2 separate regions of the Mus musculus genome follow, and region 2 is linked to region 1. The links are chromatin loops, found by intact Hi-C in ENCODE. Cell type or tissue: heart. All regions are shown on one strand. Each heading gives the region's core, and the rest is flanking DNA. Links, peaks and the distances in the headings are about the cores only.

Region 1 (8,937 bases), core at 435-8,434:
AAATAAATCTTTAAAAAATATTTTTGTTTTGTTTTTGTTTTTTGTTTTTCAAGAAGGTATTTCTCTATGTAGCTCTTACTGCCCTGGAACTTTCTCTGTAGACCAGGCTGGCCTCAAACTCACAGATATCCACCTGTCTCTGCCTCCTAGGTGGTAGGATTAAAGACCTGCACCAGCATGGCCTTACTAAGAACTTAAATCTTAAAGAAAAGGAAGTCTTGAGGAGAGTGCACTCAGCTTTCTGCAGGAACTCAGTATCCTTTTTAGAAACACAGAGACTGGGAATGTGGACAGTAGCTCTGGGAAATGACCTGTTGTGATATATCAGAGCCTGGCTTATAGACACTAGGTGCAAACTCAGGGCTTCTCCAGGCCTAGCACAGAGTACTCAGTGTTCACCTGCCCGAAGCACATCCTAGGTACCTAGAATGGCAGGAGATTTGAGAATAAAAGACTGTCACACAAGCATGGGGCTCCTTATGACTTAAAGAGGGTCTGCCTGACATTATCAGGCCTGTGCATACCTGGGTGCTCTCAGGGCTGTTCTCTGTGCTCTTCAGTTCCAAGACGCACACTATGACTGGGACCAGGAGCAGAGTAGCACTGGGGACACAGGGGGATCCCCTGAGCTTTTAAGGTTGATTGTATGCACTTAGTAGAGATGACAGTGAAGTGTCCTTGCCATAGTGTGCTGTCCGGTTGTCAGGACAGAACTATATTAAACCATGTGGTTCTTCTTTCTAGCTTTTGGGCTTGTGCCATGCTTGGGTGCTGTTTTTTGTTTAAGGGTTTTTGTTTTGTTTTGTTTGTTTTGTAGCCCTTGCAGTCCTAGAACTTACTTTATAAACCAGGCTGGCTTCAGAATTCACAAAGATCCACCTCTCTCTGCTCTCCAAGTGCTGGGATTACAGGTGTGCACCACCACTGCCCAGCTTGAATGCTGGTTTTTCTTATCTTCCTCTCTAGGGTAGTATCTAATGCACCCTTGCCAAACATCACGCTTTGGCATCCAGTCGGATCATGGGTATAGGGAAGCTCTGAACAGGGTAAAGACAGCTGTAGAGGGTGACTTGTTCCCATAGCAAGCTGCTGATCTGTTCTCAGCAGACTCCTGGAAGGTTGTCTGTTTTGTGACTCCTAAGAGCTGTGTAGCCACCTCCCTGTACTCTGATGAGTGAGTAGACCGTCTATTTGGAGGTGAAGTGAGGTGGTTGGTCATGTGGGGTCAGGTGCTAATGTCTCTTCTACTGTCTTTCAGTGAACGAATTCACGGTGATCAGGAAGAAGTTCAAGTGCCCCTACTGCAGCTTCTCAGCCATGCACCAGTGCATCCTTAAGCGACACATGCGCTCACATACTGGAGAGCGGCCCTACCCTTGTGAGATCTGTGGCAAGAAGTTCACTAGGAGAGAGCACATGAAGCGACATACTCTGGTGAGTGCAGGCGTCAGTCAGTGCATGAGGGTATATGATAAAATGGTCTCTGATGTCCTGACAGGCAGGTCAGGAGTAGGGTGTAGACTACCTACCCCAGTAATAGGTGCCTTGCAGAAGGGAGTATGGAACAGAACAGGGAGAGCTGCTACACACACCCCCCCCCCCCCATCCCATTGTGCCTCTCCTCAGGGGCTCCAAGCCTGTCTAAGTCTGAGTGCAGAGAGTGATGGCACATCGCTTGTTGTTTGCTTGCTGGCTTCCTCAGCCACCTTAGAGTGCACACAGCTACCTACACTCTGGCCTGTCTTATCTGCATTCCCACTCTTGTGCCTGGCTCTTAGTTCCTAGCAGGCTGTTTTCAAGTAGCAGGTGTTGAATCAGTCTGGCCAAGAAATGACAGAAAGAAAAAGGTGTCCAGAAACAGGTAGGTTGGTTCAGGCAAGATACATCAGCAAAGTCAGGCAGGCACAGGTAGCTTAGGGCAAGCTAGGGTCAAGGACTTAGAGCTCCTAAAAATTAATCAGGGTTTGGGGAGGGGCACACTTAGAGGAAGATGGAGTTAGGGGGTCTCAGGTTTCAGCAATCATCTTCCCCGGAAGAGCTGGCTGCTTGAGCCTGACTGCAGGCCTGCAAGGCCTCCCCACAGGGGCTTATTCAGAACAGGGACTTGTAATGCACCTGCTTGATTTACTGTGAGCAGAACCCCAGCTTCTGCCCCAACCTCAGGTCCTAGAGTCCTGTGTACTCATAGCTGCTTGAAGTCTTAGAGCTGGTTTTAGATCTTCTTGCTAATGAGACCAAGGAGGTAGCTCAGTCAGTAGAGTGCTTGCCTAGCATGCGTGAAGCCCTGGACTCAATCCCTAGCACCACATGATGGTATATTCCTGTGATGCCAACACTTGGGAAGTGTCGGAAGTAAAGAATATCGGAAATTCAAGACATTTAGTTGGCTCGGGGAATAAGGATGACTGCTACCAAGCTTGACTACCTGGGTTTAATTCCAGGACCCACATGTTTGGAAGGAGAGAACAGACTTCCTTCTATAAGTTGTCCTCTGTGTGGACAGTTATGGTGTACACACACACACACACACACACACACACACACACACACACACACACAGAGTAAATTTTTTGAAAAGTTCAAGGCCATCCTCAGTTAGTTACTAGCAGATTCAGGGCCAGCCTGTGATACCGGTGACCTTGTCTCAGAAAGAGAAACAAAATAACTTTTCACTAGTTCTGTTTGTGCTGAGTCCACAGAGAGCTTTACAGACTGAGCCTAAGTGGGATGTTGTCACCTCCACACAGCTTTTCCTACTCAGAGAATACAGGGTCTTGTTTTTCAGCTCGGGCGTAGGTAATGAACAGTCTTGAAAAGTCTGCATTTTCCTAACCAAAACAACATTCGCCCGTGTTTGAGGACGGGCCACGCTGCCTGCCTTTCACGTGGGGTAGCTGTTCCTACTTCAGGGCGTCACCTTATTTTAAAAGAGGAGGCAGAAGAATGATAGGTTCTAAGCCAGCCTGTGTACCAGGCTCAGAATCGGCTTCATAGTGAGATCTTGTATTTAATATTGATGATGCCCCATATGTTAAGACTTGCATGAGAAAAAGGTCTATTTAGTTTATATTGTTTCCTTGGGATGCCTGTCTTTGAAAAAGTAGAGTCCTCTGCATTAGAGGCAGCTCTACAGCCCACTATGTTCACCATCTACTGCCCTGACTTCTTGGCAAGCAAAGCCCTTCCAAGCCCCTCGAGAGGTGGAGACAGTGCTGAGGGCCACTCTGTACATTGCCAGGGATCAGAAAGGCGTGGGTTTGTAATATTCTAAACACCATGGTCAAGGAGCATGGCAGCAGACTGCATGATACCCTTCTCTTGTGCTTCTTCCTGGGCATGTCAGGATGGGCCAGTGTTCTGAGGAGAGGCTCCATGAAACATCTTTGTCACCTCTGAGCAACATAGTACAGCCAATAGTTCATGTGGTAGTCCTCAGGCCACAGGAATCTTAGTAGTGCCAGACTCCTAGGCCTGCTCCTGTCTGATCAACACTGCTGTAACTTGGTCTAAGTTTTGTTCTTCTGTGGTAGAGAAAGGGGGAAATTCTGAGCTGAAAATGGCAAAACAAGGGCTTGGGGGGAATGCGTAGTTCAGTTGGCAGAGTATTTGTCTAATTTGCAAGAACCTCTGGGTTTGAGCCCTAGCATTACATAAAACCAAGCATGTTAAAACATATCTGTAATTGCAGAATTATAGAGGCTGAAACAAGGGTATTGAGAATTTCAGGCGAGTATGAGAGAGGGAGAGAAACACATAAGCCAAAGAAACCAAAAAGTGCCCTGTGTACCAAGTTATTAGAGGTCTCATTTCTAGAATCAAACTTTCAGGGAAGCATGTGAGGCTGGCACCCCAGCTTCAAGGGCCACCAGTTCCCCCTAGTGACAACTCTTTTCAAGTCATACTGTGGGCTTCTCGAGTTTTTCTTTGTTGGTGTATATTTGAGTCTTAATTCAGAGTTCTTCGGAAAGCAACTCTACCTGCAAGAAAGGTGTACTCAAGAGAGGGAAGGCTGGGTGTTCCACAAGATCTTTGGGACTGGAAGCCTGAGAAGCCCAGGATGGGAGGGTAACACTCAAGGTCCAGACAGAAACACAGTGCCACCTTGTGGCCAGATCCTTATGAGTGGTGGAGCCCTTTGCAGGCATGCTTATAGTTGGAGGGAGAACTGGCAGATTCAGAATAGTGGGAACAAGTTATAATCACCCCCTTAGCTGTGTGCAGCCTGTTCCCTAGCAGTCCTGGTGGCAGCTTATGCAGGAAGGAAGAGAGCCTAGAGTCGGGGGAAACTTATGTTTAAGGAAACCTATTCTAGGGTGTTGACCTGAGACCAATCCACCTGTGTATGGCCTAGGGCTGCCTGGCCAGAGACAGTTATGGGCTCCTCTGGGTTCCTTAAGCTTCCATTAAGCTTAGGGTCAGATCTTATATACAAGGAGGTACAGCTGGCCAGGCTGATACTCCTATGAGTACCCCACACATCCCATCTCTAGGGAGGAAATTCTGGACAGGCTAACTTTCTACAGAGTACACTGGTTCCTATGCACACTTCCTCAGGCCCAGGCCTCCTGGATTCTCTCCAGAAATCCAGACTTTAGTGTTCTGTACCTCAAGGCCCCTCTGCTGAGTACTGTGTCTTCCTGCTAAGTACTACAACGGGCAGGGCACTGACTGCCTCTGTCCCTCCCTGGCTGCCACATTTCCTCTGTCATCTCTGTCCTTGCCTTTCAGTTGAGACATAGGACAGAAGGACTTGCCCCTTTTCATGGAAGCAACGTGCATAACAGCCAGGCTGGGGTTCAACTCTGTTGCCCTGCTGTCAGGCTCCATTGTGCTTCCCATCCATCATCTTCACGCTGAGCCCTCTCCCTCCACTCCTCACCTGTAGCTCCCATGCTGCCCAGCCTACCAAGCTAGCCTGGGCTTCCTCGAAGGCTCTTGCAGCTTCCAACCACAGCTATGTATGGGCTCCCTGTCCCATGAATCCAGGTGAGCAGTGTTGCATTTCTTAGCTCTGCACCATCTGGGCTGCTAGGCCAGCTCCTCTGCCTGTACAGGGTTAACATCAGCTGGGCTTCAGAGCTAGGGTGAACCAGAGCCTCTCAGCTTGCCCCACGTGAAAGTTTGTAGGAAGGCTATTTCAGGCAGAGGGAGTAATATGACCAAGTGAGAATTAGAGTACTTGGATATAGATACGTTGGGATCTGGACCAATTTGTAGCTGGTGGCATGACACAGTTTCTCCTGGTGCCTATAGCATCCCCAAGATGGTTTGCTGCCTCTAGTGATATTGCCCATGTGGGCTCCAGATAGACCTGTTCCCTCCAGTCCCTGTCAGGGGCTGTCCCTCCTGTGTCTCTCATGACTGTACTCCTCACCCCAATACTTCACATCTCCACTGACTGCTCTGTTCCTCCAGGTCCACAGCAAGGACAAGAAGTACGTGTGCAAAGTGTGCAGCCGTGTGTTCATGTCTGCAGCCAGCGTGGGCATTAAGCACGGCTCTCGTCGCCATGGGGTGTGTGCAGACTGTGCTGGCCGGGGTGTGGGCACGCCACTGGACCATGGTGGAGGTGGCGAGGGCTCCCCTGAGGCGCTGTTTGCTGGTGAAGGGCCGTACCTGGAGGACCCGGATGATCCACGAGGGGAGGCTGAGGAGGAGCTGGTTGAGGATGAGGATGAGGACGTGGCCAAGTGGAAGGATGACGTGGGCTTGGCCCATGAGGATGCACTGCTGGGGGATGACAAGGATGATGAAGACTCTCCACAGGGGCCTCACAGCCCCTCTGGGGAGCCCGATAAAGACTTTGCCTGGATCTCCTAGGGGCTCTGCTCTAGTGGGCAGGGTGAGTGATGGCTGAATCGCTTTGTCCACCTGTGTGTGTGTCTTAGTGGATCTTTACTTACCCAGGAGCAGGGCTATGCTTACTCCTTGAAGCTCCTCCTAAAGGCCTCTCCTCCATGCTATACCCCTCTCCATTACAGAAACTGGTCCTGTGAGCTAAAAAGTGGGTGTGACTCGTGACTGGGGAGCACTAGGACTGAACACGAAGTGAGGGGTACAGTGTGGGTTTAAGAAAAAGGAGAATGCATGCTCCCACCTGTCCAGGTATTAATGGAATCCCCAGCAGGTGTCTAGATGTATGGGCAGGGCTGCACCAAGGCCTGGGCATGCTTCCTCAGGGTATCAAAGGAGCCCTTTGCTGTGAACCTGGCTAGGAATGCAAGATGACTCAGAGTATAGGTCAGGGTCAGCACTGGATAAGGTCATGAGGGCAGTCTCCCAGACTGCAGGCCTGAGTAAGTGTTGAGTTTTGCATAAACACAAACTGTTCATCCACAGCACTGCTCAATCTCCTTCTATCCCTCCTCCCCAAGCAGTCAGGTTATGGGCTATGGCCCTATGTCACTCTGCCCTCTTGGTTTCTGCTGCCCTACGGCAGCTGGTGGAATCTATTGGGCAAAAAGTCCTGCAACCCTCTTACCTCCAGGCTTTGGTGCTTAACACAAAATGACTGCAGATGCCTCTCTGGAAGCCCTAGGCTCCAGGTGCTATCTCTGTGGGAAGCAGCTACCTAATTGGCAGGCCAAGGAGGAGTGCTGTCTGTCCAAGAGGGGACCTGTGGCCAGATACTTTCCACTTTAGGCTCACAGGGTTGAGTTGCAAAAGCCACAGCTCTTTGTTCTGTGTGCACTTTCTTGGAGAACCCCATTGTGCACCCTGAGTTCTGCCTGTGCTTCGGCTGATCCCATATTGGACCGGATAGAGCTCAGCTCTTGCCTTTGTTGCTGCTAACACTGGAGGTGGGCGTTCCTAGCTGCAGTGTGCTGCTATGCCTCTCTGCCTAGGAACCAAATTTTAAAGAAGTCAGAGACATTTTGAGGTGGTTACTACAGATTACTGTTTCACATTGTTTTCCTCACTGGACAGGACTGACAGGATTACGGGGGTGGTTCCTTTAACTCTTCACCAAGTCCTCTAGCTGTATTTCTGAAGGCTCTCACACTTCTTCTGTGAAGCGTGGGCTTCATTTCCATGGCCCTGAGGCCCAGAGAGACAGCTGTCCACTTACCGGCAGGGTAGTCATAGACATAGATACTGCAGCCTGCCCTCCTCTTGAGGCTGTTTCTGACAAACTATCAAGACATTCCGTCCCTCATCCACCTCAGCTCCCAAAGGCCCACTGCAGTGGTGGTTCAGTGAGCACTCTGATGAGTGCTGATGGGCTAACCCTACCCTGTACAAGGGCTCATAAGGCTACTAAGCATTAGGGCCAATTAAAGAATTTTAGTTTCCCTTTCTCAGACAAATAGCTTTTATACTTTTTTTTTTTTTTAAACTGACACATCTGTTCTGTTGGTAAATAAGGAGACACCCGGTAAAACTAATTTAGGTTCCAATAGTTGTGCAGAACTTGTGTTTCTTGGTGATTCTCCTCAAGTACTAGCTGCCTAAGCTACAGAGGGCACTGGCCTGCTCCTACAGAAGGAAGCAATCATAGCTTCTATTGTTTTAAACAAAACAACAGGAAGAACAGGACCAGGACTCTCCTATACACAGTGTGTAGGAACAGCTGCCTGGGAAGCTGTGTGTCTGTCCCTCTGTTCACTACCCTCTTGCTCTGAGGCACGCTGGTTCTGGAGTATATTTCCACCTATGATGACATAGCTAGACCTCCTTTTACCAACAAAACTCCAGGTTGAGACTCTCTAGTCTTGCCAGGGCCCACTGAGAGCTCCCAGACTCAGTACATCTCTCCCTCGTTTAAAACACCTTTTTCTAAACACTTTCTTATAAAATGCATTTGGAAACTAGACCTTTGCTACCACTGTCTCTGGGTTTTTGTATCAGTCCCAACTTCTCAGGCTGTCTTGCCCAAGATGCAGGACCCCTACCTAGCCCACCTCCCAAGGCACCTGTGCCTCCACTCAGGATGTCTTGCTCTGACTGGCTCCCCTTCCAGACTGCCTTTTCTGGCCTTTCTGGGGTTCCCTGTTGGTGCCACAGGGCACTTCCTTAAAACCAGTACTGTACCAGAAAACTGAGGGTCCCAGTTCTGGTCCCACCACCTTCCAAGTGTTTGCCATGTGGCAGGCTTTGTTCTGGCTCAGTTTCCAATTAGAAAGTGGAAATCTAGAGATCCAGATGAACATATCCATCTCAGGAGGCACGGAGGGAAAAGATGTATGTATTGAAGTTTTTTTTTTTTTTTAAATGTGACTTTTTTTAAATCAATGTTCAAACTAATAAATATTTTTTTATGAAGAAGAAAAATGTGTAGATTACATTTCACATTTTGTATTTTTTTTTATGTGTGTGTGTCTGTATTCTGGTGTTTGTAACACCAAAGTGGAAAATACAGCCCATGGCATGGGTGCTGTGAAGTTGAGATGAGAAAATGATATGACCTTGCTGTGGGTCTCTGGATCCTGACCAGTTTGGACTCTGAGTTTTGGGGACCAGGACACTGCGAGGACAGGGACCTGACTCAAAAGACACAGCTATGCTTCCAATTTTGCACATCTTCCTTTAAAAACAGGCAACAAAACAAAACCTGAGAAAATGCAAAACTGGAACTTTTTGCAATATTCTGAAAGATAATCTTCCTTTGGCTCATTCTATGACATGTACAACTCTTAAGAAAGCCATACTTAATGGTGATGTTATTTTTTAGATCCTATTGTGATTTGTATGTGGCTCTTTTAGAATCACTTGTAGTGAGGGTGCTGTGTGTGCTTTTCTTAAATATTTATTTTTTTCAACATGCTTTCAATCTGTCAACACAAAGGAAAAAAAAGGCAGTGTTTAAAGATTGTTGATTTTTTTCCTGGGGATAATCTATATTATACTGACTTTATATTAATTATTATAAAACTGTGTTTGTACTGAAGATGTGTTCAATATTTGTGGGAGGTTTGTCATAATCAGTTGGTGGGGTTC
Region 2 (8,937 bases), core at 648-8,647, 290 kb before region 1:
GCTGCTGTAGGACTCATCAAGGCCCAACCGTGCCAAAAGACAAGCATATGCCTCACACAAGGCTCCTTCTGAAAACATGGGCAGAAACCTTGCCCAAAGCCTGAACTAGGGACCAGGGGACCAGGGCATGTGACTGTAAAGAGAAACAGGCTCTGGGTTGTCTCATAGAAGTAGACTGAACGCAGAAGACTACCTTCCTAATCAATAGAACCATCTCTGCAGCCTAGTAGCACTGTCCCCAGAAACAGTTGCTGTCTGCCTAGCTACCCTCTTGCATAGGTAGCCATCCCATTCCCCTCCTCCTTCAGCTGGAGCATCCTGCCTGGATCTCCTTTTCTGTTGGCCTCCTGCAGCCTGAAAACCTCCTCTGCAGCATATACCCTTGTCTCAATGATCATACATCCCAGGCCATCACCTCCCCATCACAACAGATGACATCCATCTTCTACCATCTTCATCCATGTCCAGCCCAGGGATGAGTCCTTTCTGATCTATGTTTGTCATATCCCACCATATATAGTTTCAATCAGGGTAGCAGAGCCAGCACTCTATGCTGTGCTGACCAGCAAGAGCTTCCCTTTACATTCTGAGACTCACCCAAGAGCTTCTTCCAGGACTTGATGAGGGACTTGGCAAGTGCAATGAGCTCCTCATCTGAACTCTGCTTGCGCAGAGCATTGACAGACATCCCAACACGGGTGGACTGCAAGACAAGTGGCCTGAGTCAGAGGCGGAGGGGCCTGTTCCAGAGGCGGATCCTCACCAAGGACTCTTGGCTCCCACAGTGGACAGCTGGGGAATGGCAGGGACAGAAAACATCTCTCCCAATGGCTATTTGGGACCCAGGGACCTACCTCCCACCTCTCTTATGACCAGAGAGAATCAGAAATCCTCTCCTTAGAACAAAGTTGTTTGTGCCAATTAAGCCATGTGGGAGTTAATATAGGGAGCCCTGCTAAGACAGGAAGCACTTACCTGGAGCAAGTGCAATGTAATAGGCATATTCTTCAGCTCCCGCAGCAAATCCATAGCTCCCTCCTGAAAGGAAACGGGATGTTCATAAAGGACTTTAAACCTTAGTGGATGCTGGGTAGTGGTGGTGCATGTCTTTAACCCCAGGATTCAGGATGCAGAGGCTGGTGAATCTTGAGTTAAAGGCCAGCCTGGCCTACAGAGTGAGGCCAGGAGTTCCAGAATGGCCAGGATTACACAGAAAACACTTGTCAGGGGGCATAGTGGACAATCCTACCTCTTTGTCATCACCAGGGGGCAACTTACATGTCAGAAAGAAGCCACTCCTCTACCCTGAGATTCCCAGAGCACTCCATACCTGTTCCTACATCACAACAGGGGCTTTTTACTGCTCCTGCCATAGGGCAGGAATAGAGGCAAACAGCTCAACAGTGCTCTCCTCAAAGATCAGGGGGTTTCTCATCCTGCATCTACGGTGATCTCCAGACATCATGGTAACTAACCACAGGAGGACACTGAACAAACTACTAGAGAAAATAAATGCCCCAACTCCTGCTCAACACGGAAGGACATTCACGGGTATAGCACGGGTTCTTTAACCTTGGTCCATCTGTGCTGTGGTGGGAGAGCAGCCTCTCCTCAAAGCGCCTACCCATCAGGGCAGCACTACTCCTGGGTACTGTAACAGACAACCCTGGCTGCCTTCCTCTGCCCTGGCTTTTCCCCAGCATCTACAGGCAGGCTGCACCTCCAGAGTAGGCAGGCTCTTCCTGTTCCTACCTTAAAAGCCTCTACCTAAACTCTCAGGAATCTCTACTCCAGCCACAGATTTGCAAAGTAACAGCACCATAGCCAACAAGGTTTATCAGAGGCACAATTATTGCTAATTGAAAACTACCAAACCTGGTGACACAGGCCTTATCATCTCAGAGATACTTAGGAGGCTGGGGCAAGAGGATCAAAAGTTCAAAGCTTACCTGAGTTTCAGAGTGAATTCAAGATTAGCATGGGCATCTTAATGAGACCTTGTCTTAAAACAAAGTAAAGAGAGGGCTGTGTAGACACAGCTGTGATAAAGCTCTCACTTGGTAAGTTAAGGCCCTGGGTTCAATACCCACTATCAAAGGGGTGGGCAGGTGAGTTGACTCAGCAGATAAAGGTGCCAACAAGCTGTACAACCTAAGTTCAATCTCCAGAGCCCAAATGGTGGGAGGAGATAACCAATTTCCAGGGGTTGTCCTCATACTTACACACTCACCGAGATAACAAATGTAAAATAAATAAAATTAAATATACAAAGGGAAGTTTTTCTTAAAGCCAGCACCTACAAATCCCATAGTCTCACTTTTTATCTCTTTTCCAGACTGGTCACCACCCTCCTCCTAGGTACTGTAACAGAAAACCCTGATTTTCTTCCTCTGCCTAAGCTCTGTTCTTTGAACCTCAAGGGTAGGCAGGCTCCTCTGGTTCCTACCTTAAACCTCACTCTGCTTAAGGCTGCTCTTCTCTTTACCACTTCCAGGTTATATTCAAACACCTCCTTCCTACAACTGAGACAGCCTTTTCTTCTAACACCCAACACTATTGTGTTTGCTGTCCTCCAAGTTTCCACTATGAGCTCATTTGTCTTTATATGCCACAAAGAGGCAGAGAAAACCAACCCATCCAGCCGTGGTAGGGGCTGGGGCTGACCCTTCAATCTGTGTGACTTATCTGCTCAGGCTGCAGCCTTGTTTCATGGCCCTAAGTTAGTAAGCTGTACACCAATCAGCCCTGAGGTGGCTGACTTTGCTAAGAAGACCTGATCCTTGGAGCCAGGGGCATGCATCCACAATAGCCCTGCACTCCCATAATGAAAACCCAGATAAACCATCAGCTGTTCCAAGGAGCCTCTCTCAAGGACTACTGGAACCTCTGCAGGTTCCCTTCTCAACTGTACAGTCCTATCTGTGGCCTTCCATCCTTACTGGGTCTCCCTTTGGATTCCCATCCTATCTCTGCCACCCTTAGTTCCAAGTTTGTCATTTGTGCTTTCTCTTACCGGAAAGAAGCTCCAGCAGGGCCTCTGTAGCCCAGATGATTGCAAAGTGGGTTCTGTTTCCAGTGTAAAGGCTTATGTGGGCACTTAACCTACTTCCTGTTTTAGACCCCAGCCCTCCAACCCCTAGAGCAATCCTGCTCATCCCCAAAAGCTGTCCTGCAGCCTTCTACTTCAAGCACAGTCCTGGGGAGGCTGTACAGACTCATGACTCAGCCACTATCTGGGCTGCCCTCAGAGCGGTGCTGCGGATGCTCTAGAGTCACTCAGTCTTAAAGCCACCTCCTAAGTCCCTTCCCACCCACGGAAGGCAAGATTGCAGGTGCCATCATCCCCTAAGGATGCTCCTCAAAGGCTACGCAGGTGACCATGGTCGGAAGGCAGGCTGGACTGCCAAGCCCACACTGGCCAGGGGTCTCAACGCCACAGGCTCAACTGTCTGCCCAAACCGACTTGCTGTTGCCTGAGGCCTGACTAAGCAGGGGAAAAATTTATTAAGAGAAACCTGGTGCTGAAGGGTGGGGGGCAGACAGGGGAGACAACGGCTGGGCCAGGGACGCCCGCGGCCACCGCTGGGCGACGAACAGAGGGTAGCTTTCGGTCAACGCGGCGTCCATTGCGAAGCGGCAGTCCCAGGACAGGGTGGAGGGCGGGCCTGGGCAAGGGGTCTCGACTGACTGGGCTAGGTATCACTCTGCCCGAGGGTAGGCTCAGACGGTCTCCGCGGAGCGGGGCCCCAGGGTCCTGGCGGCCCGCGCCCCTCACCGCGTTCTTCCTGGTCACCATTTTGTCCAGCCTCCGGGCGATACGAGCAATCTCTTCCTCCTTGCCCATCACTACCTCGGTGGCGGCGGGTTGTGCCGGTTGCGCCGCCCGGCCTGACCTCGGCCGCCGCCGCCGCCTAGATCCGCGGTCCAAACCTCCGCCTGGCGGCCGCGTGCGACAGAATTAAAAAAAAAAAAAAAAAAAAAGAGTCCCCGCCCCCGGGACCACAACTCCCAGACGACTGCGCGGCCTGCGGCCTGCGGCCTGATTGCCCGCTGGAAAAGGTAGTTCCGCAGGTATCTCCGCCGGACCACGGCCCCACGTGCCCACCGAATGCCAGGGGGAGGGAGGACCTAGAGGAGGGAGAAGGACAACCCTACTGCGCTCAGGTCTTTAATTCAACCCATCTGAGCAGCTTGCCCTGGCGGCCGGTCGCGCCTTCACTAGTGCACTTAGATCGCCTCCACTTCCGAGAGTCACTCAGCTCACTCCACACACTTCACTTGGTACCAAGCCGAGTTTGGGGGCTTTCTTGGCGCTGCGCAGGTGGCCGGGACTCTGAAACGGTTTCTCCGCAAGAATTCAGGCTTTAGCCAAGCAATGTAGGCTCATGCCTTTTTAATCCCTGCACTCGAGAGATAGAGAGTCAAGCAGATCCCTGTGAGTTCAAGGTCAGCCTGGTCTACAGAGCTAGTTCCAATACATTCAGGGTTACACAGAGAAACCCTGTCTCGGGGGTGGGGGGTGGGAGTGGGGAGAACTATTCAGGTTCTGAAGTCAACCTAACGGTATAAACCCCAAGTTCTGCACATTGTTGTACGTCTCAGTCTCCCAACCTGTGAAGTGACAATGACAGAGGCTGCGATCAGGAGCCTCCGATTCATATTTTACACTGAGAACAGGGCAGGGTACTGAGGCAATCCGCTACTGAGGCATTACCTCAGGAAGACCCTAACCACGTCCAGGAAAGGGAGAATGGTGCTCTGCTCTTCTTCTGTCCTATACATGGTGGCAGGTGTGCTGGTACTAAAAGTCAATCTGAATTTTTTTGTACCCAGGAGGCCAGAGTGCAAATGACATACACAAATGACCTAAGCTGACCGTTTTAATCAGTTATGACATCTTTACCATAAGAAAAAGGCATGGAACTTCTTGAAGGCAACAAAGCTTTTCCAGAGGTGCAGTGATGGCTGAACCCAGCTCTCTAGTTTCATACCACCTCTCATTCTGCCCTTTACTGAGAGCTGGGCCCTTGCTCTAAGCTAAACCCAACAACAACAACAAAAATTCTGGGAAAGGGAACCCTGTGTTTGAGTACTGAATTAATGCTTTCAGGACCCTACCACAAGACAGGCAGTAAGAGAACCACAGGACCTTCAGCCATGCTGTGTTTGGCTGATGACTTGACCCCATCAAGGGACTGCCTACTGAGTAGTCCCAGCTCTGACTGGTCCCAATGATGAGCAACAGCAGCCTGTAGGTGGCAGGAGCCACCCACAGATCTGCTCAAGAACAGGCTCTTTCCTGAGGAAAATCCAGTAGATCACCAGCAGGGGAGCTATGTCACAAGAAGCCAGATCAAAGGTGTGTTCAATCCTGAGGGGTCCTTACTTGTGGGGTTGGTACTCACCAGCCAGATATTTCCACATTGCAACCTTAGAAAATTCCAACTTTAGAAAGCGCAGTTGATAGTATTTTGTTTAGCATGTAGGAAGCCCTGGGTTCAATCCACCGTACTGCATACAAACCAGGCATCACAGGTACGTGCCTGTTCACTCAGCACTTGGGTGATAGAGACAGGAAGGCCAGAAGTTGAAGGTTATCCTCAGATATGTATATGAGAGACATGTTTCAGAAACAAAAAGTCCTGATCCCAGATCCTACAAGAGCTCCAAATCGAACCTTCTGGCCCTTGATCAGAAAAGTCACCTCCCACCCCAGATTCTCCCCCACCTCACCCCACCCCCATACACCTTGCTGACTTTCAGAGCTTTATCTTCAGTGGAACCTCCCCACCAAACATCTAGACCATAGATTCACCCAGGTGTTCGCTCCAGTGTGGTGTTGTCCTCTACCCTAGCCTTCTGAAGGTGGTGGAGGACACACCTGCCTGGGTTTGGAGATAAGAAGTTTCTTGGACAATGTGATACCAGGTGGGAAAGAAGGCTTCTGGGAGACAGCCTTACCTATCTATATTGTCCAATCTACTACTGGGGTCTTTTCCAAGTTCCCAGAACACCTAGATGAGGTATCCTAACAATTCACCAACGGCTTTTGCACCCAGCCTTCCTGGGGCGCACACTCCCAATATTTCTTAAGAGTCTGCCCCTGAAGTGGATCTCTGACTTCAAGAGTCCTCAGTGAGCAACATAGCCCTATCCTAGGGACCCTGGGATAGAGATATCCCAGCTTGAAGGTCTGAAAAGGACAGGCAATGATCTAATGAGATAGGATCATGGGACATCCCCAGGGTCTGCCCCACCAGGCCAACTGTACCTTTGACCCAAAGCTTGCCCTACCCCCTTCCTCAGTTCAGGAAACATCGGAAGCCCAAGCCATTTATTTTTCTATTTGTGATCCCTGCCCCCCATCTATGTCTGCCCAGAGCTGGCCCTGACCCCAGTGGTGGCCTGAATGCTTCCCCTCTGGCCAAGGCAGGGCGGTGGTGGGTGGGAAGACTCACACTGCCAAGCTCACACGGAGCCTAAGCTCCAGGAGGTCCTATATCCTTGTCACCATATGATAGTCCCTCCCCTGCATGCAGTTCTCAGGTCCTCTGCCCATCTTGGGGGTTGCAGATCTTCACCATAGGGCTCTGTGGATCTACAACCACAGCCAATCCCACTTTAGGCCCTCCTTGGACACTGGCTTCTGTGGTCAGACAAGGCAGGGACCAGTGACAGATAAAAGGGTCTCCAGTATTATGAGGTAGAAAGTGGAAGCTAGGCATGTGGATATTGGTTTTGTCTGTGTAGATGGATACGAGCTCTCTGAGCCTCAGTCTCCTAGACTACAGAATGGGAAGAGCCATAAGCTTATGGAAATGTCTGCTTGGAAAGTCCCCCACCAGCCCACAGCCTGGCCAGGACCCAGCTTCCTCCCCCAGAGGCAGTGTTAGGGAGGCAGGAGACATCCCCTAGAGGCCAGTGAGGCCTTAGCTGCAGGCTTGCTCTAACAATGTGCTTCCCTGACACAATTCCCAGAAATGCTGCCCCCCTCCCTTGCCAGCCCGCCAGCCTGGCGGCCACTCCACCCTCCTACCCTAAGGAGCCCCAGGCAGCCAGGAGGTCAGAGGCAATGGATGAAGCATAGAGGTCTGACTCAGAGGCAGCAAACCTGTGGAATTGTCCCGCCATCCTGCAAAGACCCGCCTGGACCAAGTCAGTCATAGTTAAGCCGCTGCAGAAGCAAAGCTATGCTGGACCTGTAGGATGCTAAGTCACTGAAAAGTATTCCCAGATCTCATTCAGAGGAGAAAGCAAGATCCTTCCAGGCTCCACCTGGCCTCTTGGCCCTCATGCTTAACCCCTGCCCTTCCATACATACACCTGCTCCCTTTTTTTCTTCAGTGGCTTTAAACAGTTCCCCATCGGTGTAGGTAGCATGCTACTTGGATGGTTTCCTCACGGTTCTTTCAGGTTTGAGCTCAAAAACCAGTCATGAAAAAATAGATACTGATATAGCCCTATTTTCATACCCAGTACTCTTGATATTGGCTTATTTGTGGATTTATTGATTTTTAACCTTTCTACTCCAGAATGGAAACATCTTACAGCAAGGATTGGAGTTGTTTGTTCTTTTCCAATTTCCTATCTCAGAAGACAGTCTGGTGCCAGCAGGGGGCTCAGTACCAAAATAATGAATTCTGTCTCTGAACAAAGGAGAGTGGAAGTCCCTAAACATGGCCAGCTGGGTCCCCACCAAAGCTACTTGTCAACAGTCAGGAAAAGAAAAGGGAGAAAAAAACAAAGACGAAAACAAAACATACGAAGCTGGGTGTGATACTACACCTACAATCCCACAACTCAGAAGGCAGAAGCCAGCCTGAGTTACACAGAAGAGTTCCAGAGCCATCTTGATTTGTTTTGTTTCTTTGTTTTTGTTTTTGAAACAAGGCCTCTACATAGTCCTGGCTAACTCACTTCATATACCAGGCAGGCAACCATGCCCAATCCAGTAAACATTTTTTTAAAAAAGAAGGAAAATACCCAGGCAGTGGTGGTGTATGCCTTTAATCCCAGCACTTGAAAGATAGAGGCAGGTGGATCTCTATGAGTTTCAGGCCAGCCTGATCTACAGAGCTAGTTCCAGGACAGCCAGAGGTATGCAGAGAAACCCTTTTTCGAAAAACCAAAGAAGAGGAGGAAAAGAAAAAGAAAGAGGAAGAAAAAGAAGAGAGGGAAGAGAGTGGGGAAGGAGAAAAAGGAGATAGATGTTTTTCTCTGCTTTAGTCTCCTTTTATCTTCATTTCCCAATCTGTCAAAGCAGGGAGGGGCCAGCCTAACTTGGCAGGGCATTCGGGATGGATACCTCGCTCCAGTAACCTAAGAGACCCGCGATTGCCTGCAGTTAGCCCACCTTATAGGCAAAGTACCACCAAGGGGACCGACACACTCTTGAGAACAAAGACAGCAACATCCACAGACCCAAGCCAGGCACCAAGGGGAGAAAAAAAGTAACTATTTATGTAAAGACCCGCAGTCCTGAGGTGTGGGGGCGGGGCCGTGGGTGAGGCCAACGGAATGGGCGAGAGTACCGGCCAGCAGGGGTTGGGGAAACTGGACAGAATGTCTGGCGCCTCCTCCGCCCAGTAGGTTCTCTCTGGCCCGAAGGCCAGCCTTCCTTCCTGAGCGGCTGTTTCCTGGCTCCGCCCTGTTGTCGCCACGGAAACCCATGAGTAGCCCAGCAGCCCAGCCAGGTTCCCATGGAGTCCCTGCAGAGCAGGAGCCCTGTGTTGCTGCAGAGACCCAGACATCGTAGGTGACTACTTTGAAGGACACAAGTTGACCATACAGGCATCCTGGACCAGAACACTTCAAAATGTAGAACAGCAGCCCTATCCCGCTCTCTGACAGCCCACCCAGGTCTCATCCAGTGACCCTAAAAGTGGACAGTGCCTGTGATAAGACCCTGAAAACCCACATGCTCACCACAGTATTATA

The links. Peaks named below come from ENCODE experiments on the same cell type or tissue, not always from the same donor. Only the 100,000 strongest peaks of a DNase experiment are listed, where the experiment ranks them.
Region 2: a loop joins it to region 1, with 2.1 times the contacts of the local background. A loop is called at or near these places in 7 of 42 quality-filtered maps.

The regions. Positions count from the first base shown.
Region 1 is chr2:181,387,947-181,396,883 of GRCm38, reverse strand. It overlaps Zbtb46 (zinc finger and BTB domain containing 46), which reads left to right. Exons shown (of 4, transcript NM_027656.2): 3 at 1,259-1,434; 4 at 5,416-5,998. The coding sequence ends at 5,820. Among named protein-coding and RNA genes, the nearest start is that of Lime1, 11 kb to the right of the region's middle. In heart, for the core only: CTCF peaks have their summits at 3,903 (motif pointing left) and 4,102 (motif pointing left); a DNase peak (open chromatin) is centred at 4,093.
Region 2 is chr2:181,675,314-181,684,250 of GRCm38, reverse strand. It overlaps Tcea2 (transcription elongation factor A (SII), 2), which reads right to left and starts at 3,954. Exons shown (of 10, transcript NM_009326.3): 1 at 3,776-3,954; 2 at 976-1,038; 3 at 598-703. The coding sequence starts at 3,844. In heart, for the core only: CTCF peaks have their summits at 3,932, 5,305, 6,911, 7,598 (motif pointing right) and 1 weaker place; DNase peaks (open chromatin) are centred at 4,070, 5,250, 6,960, 8,600 and 3 weaker places; H3K4me3 peaks cover 2,252 bases; H3K27ac peaks cover 3,428 bases.